2 separate regions of the Homo sapiens genome follow, and region 2 is linked to region 1. Evidence: chromatin contacts called from ENCODE Hi-C or POLR2A ChIA-PET data. All regions are on one chromosome and are shown on one strand. Each heading gives the region's core, a stretch centred on a gene start or an enhancer-like site at or near the end of the contact. The rest is flanking DNA. Distances are from core to core; before and after follow the strand shown. Region 1 overlaps ROR1 (receptor tyrosine kinase like orphan receptor 1). Region 2 overlaps ROR1 (receptor tyrosine kinase like orphan receptor 1).

Region 1 (5,801 bases), core at 740-3,239:
TGACTATTCCCAGAATTCCTACTATCCTGTTCAGTCTCCTGGGAGACAGATTTTTTAAAAAAGAACACAAAAAAACCCCAAAACCAGTATGTACTGTTATCTGCTGGGGAGTGGTTCTGTCTTGGCTCCTTATGAGAATCGCCTTGGCAGCACACTGGGAGGCCGAGACGGGTGGATCATCTGAGGTCAGGAGTTCAAGACCAGCCTAGTCAACATGGTGAAACCCCATCTCTACTAAAAATACAAAAATTAGTTGGGTGTGGTGGCAGGTGCCTGTAATCCCAGCTAGTCAGGGGGCTGAGGTAGGAGAATCACTTGAACCCAGGAGGTGGAGGTTGCAGTGAGCCAAGATCATGCCACTTCACTCCAGCCTGGGTGACAGAGTGAGACTCCATCTCAAAAAAAAAAAAAAAAAAGAATGAAAGAATCTCCTTGAGAAGCTTTAGGAAATACGAATGCCCAGGCCCCACCTTAGACCTATTAAATCATAGTCTCTGGGGATGAGGCTTAGGTATCTATGCTTAAAGAAACCTATCAGGTGATTTGAATGTGGTTGAGAACCACAACACTGAAAAAAACCAAACATGTATTAAGTGTCTGCTGCTCTGGGCTGGGTACTGTGTTAGGTGCTTTCTTCAAAGCAGCCCCTGATGAGCTATTATCCTTATTTTACGAGAGAGAAACTCAAATTCAGAGAAGTTAAGTAACTTGCTCAAATTCACAAAGTCAGTCTGTGGTGGAGCTAGGATTTAAACTGAAACTCAAGATGAGGCCACTATCCCATGTTGTTAGATCTGTAACTATGTTCTGCGTTTCAATACTACTCTTAGTTAAATCAGCCTACTCGAGAAAGAGACCTTATAACGAGTCTTGATTCTGTATCAGATACTGCTAAGTTTTATATACTTACAAAACAGATACTAAGTCATTTTATCCCAACAACAATCTTATAAAAAAAGGTAAAGATGTAATTATTCCTGTTCTACAGATGAGAAAAGTGAGACTCAGAAAGCATAGAGAACTTATCCAAAGTTACGCAGCAAGTAGAAGAGCTAGATTTGCTCTAAATAGTGTTTCTAACCACACTCTATAACTTCTTTCCAAGTGGCTTGGCAATGGAGTTTTTGCACTGCTTAGAGGGGCTTTCTGCTGTGGAGAAGCTTTGGTGCATTCTGGGTGGTAAAAGGTTTTCTTTTAAACATAAAGTCAAAAACACATTTCTTTCTTTTCCATTTTTCCCCACTGGCTTTGGCTGGAGGGGAACAAATGCTCCTCCAGCATTAATCAGCTTTATGCTTTTTTCCAGCTCACACTTCTTTCATCATTGATGTCTTCCTGCCTTACTCCATGCTCAGCAAATTAAAAACATGAAGCAAGTGGCAAGGTAGCAAAAGTGCAAGGGCACTTGCAGTGAGCGTGCCCAAGGCTGCATTCAATGGAGAAGAAAAGTGCATTGTGAAAGGGCAAATGGAATTTGGCCATTCATCACAGTGGCTGGCACCAGCGTGCGCCGCTGCCTCACCATGATGTCAAGGTGCAGGGGTGCTTTGTGATGGGAGCTCATGTTTCTCATAAAGGTAATTGAGTTACCATGTTGCCAGCCTCTACAACCTGCCATATTCTCTGCCATGGGATTGGGAAACGCAAATGTGGTCTGTAATCCACCTCCAGGGTCTCCTCCTTCTCCAGGGCAAGGAGCTTATGAAGGATATTTGAAGAGTGCTAAGAGGGATCGTGGAACAGTGCGGCAGCAAAAGGAGTGCCCATCTAGGAACCACTGCAGAGCAAGGAAAGGAAATGCTGTTCTGCAGAGACTTCATAATCTAGTTCTTGCCAGTTTTTCCAGCTTCCTTCCCTGCCAGACAAGCCTACAAGCCTGATGGTATTAGTCATGTGGATGATCTTGCTAGTCTCAAACCACAGGATGCACTTCGATGCGGACATGGCTTGACCCATGCTCATCCTTAGGGCTGGCATGCCCTCCACCCCCTCGTTCTCCTTGTGAATGTTCTCATCTTTCAGACCCAAATGCCCCTACCTTCCCTGGAAAGTTAGTCACTCACTAACCCCACCCATTCCCAGTACTTTCATCAAACCATTCCACAGATTTCCAGTTTCATATACTATTTTATCTGTTTAGCGCCCACCTTACCACTGACAGGCCAATAGAACTAGAAGAGATGAGGAGACTATCCCAGGGTAGCCCACCAAAGTGGACCCTTCTCCATACCAGGAGTATCCTCTAATTGGAAGCGATTTTCTTCCTCATCAGAATATACAGGGCATGGGCAGACATAGCTGAACCGATCGGTACTGACAAATTTGGTCCTAAAATATTCTTTTTGGGGATAATTTCAGTTAAAATGCCTATCTCTCTCTCTTTTTTTTTTTTTTTTTTTTTTTTGAGATGGAGTCTCGCTCCCATTGCGCAGGCTGGAGTGCAGTGGCGCGATCTCAGCTCACTGAAACCTCCACCTCCTGGGTTCAAGCGATTCTCCTTCCTCAGCCTCCTGAGTAGCTGGGATTAGAGGCGTGTGCTACCATGCCTGGCTAATTTTTGTATTTTTAGTAGAGACAGGGTTTCACCATGTTGGCCAGGCTGGTCTTGAACTCCTGACCTCAGATGATCCACCTGCCTTGGCTTCCCAAAGTGCTAGGATTACAGGTGTGAGCCACCACGCCGGGTCTCCTACCTCTTCTTAATGAGAAGAGAATGGATGCAGAGGGACTTTCCTGACTGTAAAATCTCACTTAAACCAAAGAATTGAAAACAGGTACTCAAACACACACTTGTACACAAATGTGCAGAGCAGCACTATTCACAATAGTCCAAAGGTGGGAACAACTCAGGTGTTCATCAACAGATGAATGGATAGACAAAAGGTGGTAGATACATACAATAGACTATATTATTCAGCCATGAAAAATGAATGAGGTACTGAAACAGGTTACGATGTGGGAGAGCCTCAAAAACATGCTAAGTGAAATAAGCTGAACAAAAAGGGCACATATTGTATGATCCCATTTATATGAAATATTTAAAATAGGTAAGTCTTTAGAGAAAAGCAGATCGGTGGTTGCTAGGGGCTGGGGACAGGGAGGAATAAGAAGTAACTGCTTAGCGGGCAAGGAATTTTATTTTGGGATGATGAAAATGTTTTGGAAGTAGACAGATGTGGCGGTTATACAACATTATGAATATACTAACTACTATTGACTTATTCATTTTAATATGGTTAATTCTGGCTGGGTGCAGTGGCTCATGCCTATAATCCCCGCACTTTAGGAGATCAAGGTTGGGAGGATTGCTTGAGGCCTGGAGTTCAAGACCAGCCCGGACAACATAGTGAGACTCTGTGTCTACAAAATTAAAAATGAAAAAATTAGCAGGGCATGGTGGCACACACATGTAGTCCTATCTATTCAGGGGGCTGAGGCAGGAGGATTGCTTGAGTCCAGGAGTTTGAGGCTGTAGTTAGCCATGATCACATCACTGCACTCCAGCCTGGGTGACAGAGCAAGACCATCTCTTTAAAACATAACGATAACAAAATAAATAATAAAATAAAATGGTGAACTCTATGTTATGTGAATTCCACCTTAATTAAAAAAAAAATATCATTTACACAAGGGCCAAGGTAGAGGGACCTTGGGAGAGGGCCAATGGTTGCAAATTCAGGCCTCAAGGTGGGGGAGGTCGTGGGGGTAGCTTTGTAAGTCACTTCCAAGCAGACTAAACTGATATAAGCATGAGCAGTTTACTCAGTATCAGCAGGTTCTTTTGTTCTGATTCTCATGGCTCTTCAAATGGAATGCCGGGGACAGTGACTTGGCAATCCCACAGCATGGCAGCCTCATAGGGACAGAGAGCAGTGAAATAAATAGCCCAACACCTCTGACCTCTGAATTTATCCCCCCAGCCCCTTTCATACACCCTGTTTTGAGCCATGGAGAGGAAATCACATCAAGATGGCTGCCCCTAAAACCCTTGAAGGAAAGTCATCACACAGCTCAAAGAGATGGACGGTCCATAGGTTTGCTCAGTGAGCAGTTTATTAAAGTGGGAGTTATTTTCTGTCATATGGATAGCAATTTCTCTTTACCCAAGCAAACACAACTTACTAATGCTTTCCCAAAAGACCATCATGGCCATGAATAAATGGAAAACATCCCTTTTTAAAACTTGTGAATCGGGCCACCTATTAGCAGATCTGGTTAAAAGCATGGCCACATAATGGCTCTAGTAACCTCGAGCTGAGTGTGAAGCTTCCCACTTCAGAGGCAGCGTTCTTCTCCCTTGGGAGGGGCAAACAGATCTCTCAAGGTAAAATTAGCCCTGGCTTTTAATAAAAATGGGGCTACATTATAAAATTAAGGATCCAAGTAAAAGATGCAGAATTATTCCAATGTAGACAGAAGATCAGAGACATAGAAACTTTAAGAACAGATTATAATTGGAGGTGGTCTGAAAAGTTACCTCCTATTCCAACCTACCTCCTTCCTCTTCTGGAGGAGACTTCAAGCCTGGAAGCAACCTTAGTTAACTGCTAACCAGGAGGAGGGGGCATCACTTAAATCTTATCAGCCCTAGCTGCACACACCTTGAAATGATGGCCCTGGGAGAGGGAGCATCTCTGGACAGGTATAGGCAGAGACAAGGAAAGGGATGGCTGGGGAGGGTGAGGATCCAGGAAGGGGAGCTGTCGGGAGCACCAAAAGCAGACTTCACCTCAGGCTGGCTGTGGTCAAGAGATTACAGGTTAAATATGTGATCCTGAAGTTATCTCACAAACTCTGCTTTCTAAAGACCGGTCTGAAAGTGAGCATCAAAAAGTACATGTTAACATACTTGACCTTTAAGGTCAGTTTTGAAAGGGAGCCAATCAAGGCATGTCAACCCAGAGGGCCAACGACTCACAGAGAAGCCTTAAATCTATAGGGTTGAGAATTCAGCTAACCCTTACATCCCTTTTTCTTTTATTGGAATGCCTTTGTAAGCATAAGCAATTTTGAGGTGACTGTGTCGAATATCACATGCTGGTTCCCACATCTGGTCAGTGACAATTTGGTTAACATTTATTCGCTTAGCTAAAGAGTCCCTCGACCTGTTTCATACCACCTTTTTTTCTTTAAAAAATTAAATCAAAATTTTGAAGTTTTTTTCCCTTGGCTATTAAAACAAACAGATGAATAACGTTCTGTCATAGTTTCCAGAGCAGCACGGAAGAGTTACTTGTGTCCAACTCAGAAAAGGGAAGGTATTGGCTTTGCTTCATAGTGATGTTTGGAAACACAAGGGTTTGCATTTCACTTGGAACAGGAGCAGAATTACCCAGGCTTGTATCTCACAAACGTAATTTGAGGGAAAATTATGTGTGTAATATATTTTATTCCTATTTAAACACACATTTGAAATGATAGGACTGCACTAGTACAGTATTTGCAAGAATACAGAAGACTGCTAATCAAAAGAATGAGTGATTTTTTACTGTCTTCAATTTACTGAGGTTTTCATGATAGGGCGGCCTTGCACCTCTAAGAATGCTTTGGTTGTTTTTACTTTTCCTCTGTTAAGGGCCTGCTTTGCCCCCAAGGTTAGGCTGAAGCTGGAAATGCATAGGTGACACTTGGAGTCCCCGAGTTCAGCGCCCCCAAGTTCTTATTAGAGACCCCTTGGATGTGCTTTGAAAGTTCTCCAAATATCAGGCATTCAAACCACCCCCTAAAATTGCCTATTAAGAATAATGGGACTTTAGAATAATATGAAATTCACACATACCAATCTAGGCAGATTTTCTACC
Region 2 (5,960 bases), core at 1,962-4,461, 160 kb after region 1:
AAAGGTGGGTTTGATCAAGGCTGGAGAATAGCCCATGAATGCCAGGCTAGGGTCTGAGAACCTGATAACACACAATATACTGCTCTCCAACTGCTGGCATGAGCAAGACCGAGGACAAGGGCTTTATCATCTGCTGACTTTCCTGGAGCCTGAGCCAACTCCTCCTACTCATACCCATCAGGTAGATAAAAGGCCGTGATTCCGGTGACCACACACACTGCCAGACAGACCATTCCAGATCCTCCCTTTATAAGCATCCCCATTAGATTGTAGACAATGAAGGGCTTTAAACCAATCTGGGCAGCAATCTTTAAACTTGGCCCAACTTTTACAAGATTTATGAAAACCTTTCAAGTGGGGTTTTGCAGATGATTTATTTTTATCTTTCTGAGTAATACATATATATATTAAAGCCCATAATGAGATGAAAGAACTGGTAGGTATCTACCAGATATCTACAGCTCAATCAGTAGTTGAGCTAACCTGGTACTTAATCAAAGCACTCTAAGACCAGCTTGAGTAAATATTAACAAGATTATTTTAATTACAAAAATACTAATCAAAAAGTGGACTAAGCACACTTAGTGCTTATTGTGGGCCAAGCCTTGTTCTAAGTGTGTTACACATATATTAACTCCTTTAATCCTTATAATAGCTTATGGGTTAAGTAATATTATTAATATCCTCCTTGTATAAATGAGGAAAGTGAGGCCTAAGGGGTTTAAATAATTTGCCCAAGGTCATATACCTAATGAGTGAAAGGGTTGTGGTTTGCTCTCAGGTAGTCAGAATTCAGAGTCCACTTTTTAGCCACTGTGCTATACTGTCTCTCATGAACAGCATGAACATCTATCTAGGAAATAAGGATGTGATCACAGAGGGCTTAGAGGGGACTGACCCCCATCTGTACTGGCTGGGTCCTCCAGCAACCAGGGATACTGTCTGAGTGAGAGGAAGCCCTGCAATTGCAAATGCCTTATTAGCCAGGCTCGCTTTTGCTTTTGACAACCAGAGAAACATAGAAGGTTAGAGCTAAAGATTTTTTAGAGTTCATAGAGGGAGGCAGCAAGGGTGGTGACCATGGAATCAGACTGCCTGCATTGGTTCCACCACTTCTGCTCTGTGCCCTGAAGCTGGTTGCTTAACTTCTCTGGATCTCAGCTTTCTCATCTGTACAATGGAAATAATTATACTTTGCTCATAGCGTTGTTGGGAGGATCAAAATAATTCATGTAAAGTAGTTAGAAGGCGCCTGGCAGAAGACGCTGTCAGTGAATGTTAACTATTATTCTTACTTAGGCATTTTTCTCCTTTCTAATCAGAATCTTAGACAGCAGCCCATGTATGATTCCTTTTATACCAATGTATTTTTTTAAGTGCGGTTGATCTTAGGGTTCAGTGGCATGAACTACACAATGTGAGTTTGCCAGAGAGGTTGAAGAGCTTCCTAAAGGAAGCAAGAGTTATAACCAGAGTTTGGTCCAAGGAAGGACCAAGAGAACAAAACAATTGGTGTGTTATTATTATTACTGTGTAACCTTACTTTTATGTCCAGACTAATGTCATCCGGAGAAACAAAAATTTATCTTTTAATCAATATTTATTAAGTACCTACAATTACATATTACTGGGCTAGATTCTAGAAACACAAAAAGTGGTGGCCTCTGCCCTCACCAAGCCCATGGTCTTCTGGTGATAGCAAGGAGACCAAGCAGTGTCTTAATGGTGATGATGGAGGAGGTACAGGGTCTATGGCAACAGGAAGTAGAGGTGTCCAACCTAGACTTGGGAATTCGATAAAGATTTCCTGGAGGAAGTAGTGTCTGATTCAATATCTAAAGAATGAAATGGGGTGGTTCAGATAAATGAGGGAAGGAGTGGGGGAGGAAGACGCAAGGGAGAGAACATTCTAAACAGAGGTAACAGCATGCATGAAGATATAAAGGTCATAAGGTAAAATGAGTATGATATGGATAAAAGAAAGTAATGATTTATGACTAAAGTCTTAAGATTTGAGGAAAAAGAGGGCAGGTAATTAGACTGGAGAACTCAGGAGTGCCATATTAAAGAGAAAGGGCAGTGGGCAGCCAGGCAGGAGGCACTGTGCAGAGGAGTCATGTGATCAGAGTTACAAGGAGACAGATTCATCTGTCTGGAATGTGAAAGGGAGAAAGACAGGTGGCAGGGAAACCTCAAGAGAGGTAGTGGTTAGATTAAAAAGAAGGGGACTGAAATGAATGAGATCAACACGGGAGGGGGAATCCACAGAACTGGACGGTTCATCACACATGGAGGGGTGGAAAACACATGGAAGAGCGGAGATTTCTGGCTCGGACACTGGATGGACAATGGGGCCATTCATGGGGACAGGAAACACAGGAGAAGCCAGTTTGCAGGGAAGAGAAGTGGAGATGACACCAAACTCAGTTTTGAACAAGCCAACTTATACACAGTTGTTAGACTGCCAAGGGGAACTATCCAGCTGACTACCAGTGCTATGAGTCCATAGCTCAGGAGGGCACCCCAGCCTAGACTTATAGATGGCCAATCCTTCCTCAGTAAGCAGTATCTGCAAGGACAGGAGAGCCTGAAACTCTCAAGTGAGATTGCACAATGTGAGAGAAGGCCTGAGACCAAACTGGGAAGAACCAAAGAATTCAAGGAAAAGACAAAGAAAACAAGAGTTGCAACGAAGTGAAATATCTTGTCTGCATCTCCTTCCAACCCCAATGGGCATTAATCTTTATGACAGCAAGTCTTCCATCTTCTTCATTCTTTTATTCCCAGCACCTGGCACAAAAAGCAGCAACTCAGTAAATATTTTGTGAGTGAATGAGTAAACTGTCCAAGGTCACACAATCAGAAACTGGCATAACTACAGTAGTCTGGATGATTTCAGATAGGATTTCTTCTCCCACACCCCCCTGCAGGCTTAGAGAATCCAGGATTTGGAGTAAAGTGATACTGAGGGTTTGCTGCATTAATAGCATTCCAAGGAAGCTCCTATTTAATGCTCTCCATCACAAAACACTTAGTGGGAAATTAAATTCATTCATTTTATTATTTCCTGGGTCTGCACTCCCTTCTATAAACATTGAACTCTGTGTTGAACAAATTCCTGCACATTTAGACATATGCTGGCTGTGCTGCTGTGGTCATTGGCAGAAAAGTTTACAGGGTGACCTTCTCTTTCCGCCTTTAACCGTAGTGCCATGGACATGGAGCCCAGCCAGACAGTCCAACAGATGCTATAGTTAGGACCTTTCAAAGAAGGTCCTGATGCCAAGCATGAAACTAGTGGGTGTATACAATAAACTCGGGGGCAGAATAGTTTGATCCATCTCACTGTTTTCTGTCAAGGTATTTCCCACGCAGTGAAGAAACCTGCATTGACATTTTTGGTGTTTATTACCAGGATTGTCTATATTTCAGATGAGGTTTGAACTTTTAAATATAATTTTTCTCATACGAAAAATAATACTCATTGTAAAAAAAAACAGAAAGAGAAGTGTTAATAAGAGAATAAAAATATTTCATGATCCACTATCCAGTAATAACCATTATCATTTGGGGTTATTTCCTCTACTTTTTATATCTACTGTTCTAAATAGCTGAGGTGGAACAAAATATCTTTGTATATGGCTCTTTAGTATAAATATTCTTATCAAGTTTATATAATCATTCTCCTATTGCTGAGCATTTTATTTTGTATTCTGCTTGTCAGTACTGTAAATAAAATTGTTATAGTCACTTTATCCATAAATCGTTATCTACATTCCAGGCTATTTCGCTAGAACATATTCCTAAAAGTGGATGACTAGCTTCGGATACAACTATTTAACATTCTTGGATCTGACAGAAAAAATTCTTACCATCTATCTGTAAATTATAAACAGATGCAGAAGTATGCACAGGCATATGCACACAGACAACCCCACCAGTTTCCATAGGCCTTAAAGGAAACAAAATGTAAGAAGGAATTTGTGTATCTATTGTAAGAAGAACTTCCCAAACTAATTTCACTTTCCAGGATAAAAAACATGTGTAAAACTATACTTCATCCTCACATGAATGTTTATGCATAAAGTGTTCCAGCACACCACCAGTCAACAGAAACCCAAATGCCCCAAGGTGACATCAAGTTTCAGAGCCAGGAGGAACTCAGGAGATCCTAGAGTCCAAGCTCCCCCTCCAATTCTATGATTGAGGAAGCTGGGGCCCTGAGGGCAAACTCTGATTTTATCACTGACTTTAGTGATAAAGTCACACAAATAGTACATGGCAGAATTAGGACTGGGGCAGGTCACTTTAGAGCAGTTCAGTGCCAACGGAACATCTTCTAAATGCCAGGTACTGTATTCGATGCTGGAAATAGAGGTGAACCCAACAGGGTTGATGATGGTGGTAGGGATAGAGGAGGAGAACTCCTAAGATGAGTGGAGGCCAGGGGTGGTGGCATGCACCTGTAGTCCCAGCTACTCAGGAGACTGAGGCAGGAGGATCGATGGAGCCTAGGAGTTCAAAGGCCAGCCTGAGCATCATAGCGAGAATCCATTTCCAAATTTAAAAAAGTAAGAGGAGCCAGTAAAGGAAACTGTGTATTTTTTTTATGTTATAGGATAGTATCTTTAATATGTCACCCTTCACCTTGTATGCAGGAATGTTTTTTCTCAGTCTGGGTTCTCATGATGTCATTTCTCCAGAAGGAATGAAAAATTCTTATACTTATTCCCACAATTGGATACAGAATCTATCCAACAAGTTGCATAAAATGATGGAATAATAACAACCACCACAATTGCTAGCATTTATTGAGTGCTTATTATGTGCCAAGCACCATTCTAAATCTTTTACTTACAGTAATTCCTTTCATTTGAGCTTCTCCTAAATCATATCAAGTCCCCTTAAGAACTAATTTTAGAAAATCCCAAACCTGGTGGGCTCAAATAACTAAATTTGATTGAGTTTAAGAGTCCAGTCTGATGAGGCAGCACCTAACCAAAGTAGAATGCAAGCATATAAGCAGAGGAAATAAGGGTCATTGAAAAACAAGAGTGAAGGCCTCCTAGTAAGGTGATATCATTTGGTACAGGAAATTGATCTGAAGTAAGAGCTTTTCAAGCGATTGGTTCAATGCTTGGTCATTTTCCAGTAAAGAAGATGAGCCTCACCATATGCAATGCCAGTTCCCTCAGTTGAAAGGAAAGCTAAAACTTGACTGCCCTGAAACAGTATTTTCAGAGGCAGCCAAACAAACAGAAAAAGTAATTACAAAAAGACAAAACAAAGAAACAGGAAGCTCTAAGTTAAGACTGCTTAGTTGAGATGGGACAGAACTGTACTTAACAGCCTGAATGAGAGTTGAGGGTAAAACATTTGGGCATAATTCCATAAGAGACCCATTCAGCCTTTCCTTAACTTCTGTTGTAAAAACTCACCTTAGACTAGGTAACACTTTGTAGTTTCCAGATAGATCATACTTCTAGTACCAGATTACCCAGCAGGAAATTATACAAACCTTGCCATCTGTTTATCTCTGTACAAAACTCAAAAGCGTCCATCTACAATGAATGGTTCTCATTAAAAGCCATGGTGGTGACTATGTCGACATGCCGAGCTGGGATGTGCCCTGCCATCTGTGAGGAATCCACGCGGGAGACCCAGGAGGCACAGCCAACACTCCAGGAAGGGGATTCCGACTGTCGCTTTGACAGCTCTGAGTAACTGAACCAAGAGAGCGGCATCTCCAATTGCTGAGCATATTATGCCTGTCTCCTTGTTTGACAACTTCCGAGGGAACTAACTGGTTTTAACCACATTGGCGAAATTACATGATAGAACATAAAGATAAGAATGATAACGAACCATGAGTGGCAGGTGTTCAGCATTTGCCCTGTGTCAGGCACTACACCCAAGCTCTAACATCGGATTTAATCCTCATAACAATCCTACAAGGGGTT

Evidence for each region. Hi-C counts contacts between places; a loop is a spot of excess contacts on that map. ChIA-PET counts read pairs that join two places held with the same protein, here RNA polymerase II (POLR2A). Pooled maps may share reads with other maps.
Region 2: a loop to region 1 is called in a map of aorta, with 2.5 times the contacts of the local background. The contact joins two enhancer-like sites. A Hi-C loop is called at or near these places in 2 of 168 maps with a recorded cell type or tissue (aorta and posterior vena cava) and 4 of 50 pooled maps. POLR2A ChIA-PET finds 5 or more read pairs at or near these places in 1 of 52 experiments (BJ).

Annotation. Positions count from the first base shown.
Region 1 is chr1:64,129,364-64,135,164 of GRCh38, reverse strand. The region is part of intron 4 of ROR1 (receptor tyrosine kinase like orphan receptor 1); the gene reads right to left. Among named protein-coding and RNA genes, the nearest start is that of ROR1-AS1, 20 kb to the right of the region's middle. Within about 2 kb of position 1,989, at least 2 of the 41 ENCODE cell types and tissues checked have a DNase peak (open chromatin) inside an H3K27ac peak, as active enhancers do.
Region 2 is chr1:63,966,007-63,971,966 of GRCh38, reverse strand. The region is part of intron 1 of ROR1 (receptor tyrosine kinase like orphan receptor 1); the gene reads right to left. Among named protein-coding and RNA genes, the nearest start is that of ROR1-AS1, 140 kb to the left of the region's middle. Within about 2 kb of position 3,211, at least 7 of the 41 ENCODE cell types and tissues checked have a DNase peak (open chromatin) inside an H3K27ac peak, as active enhancers do.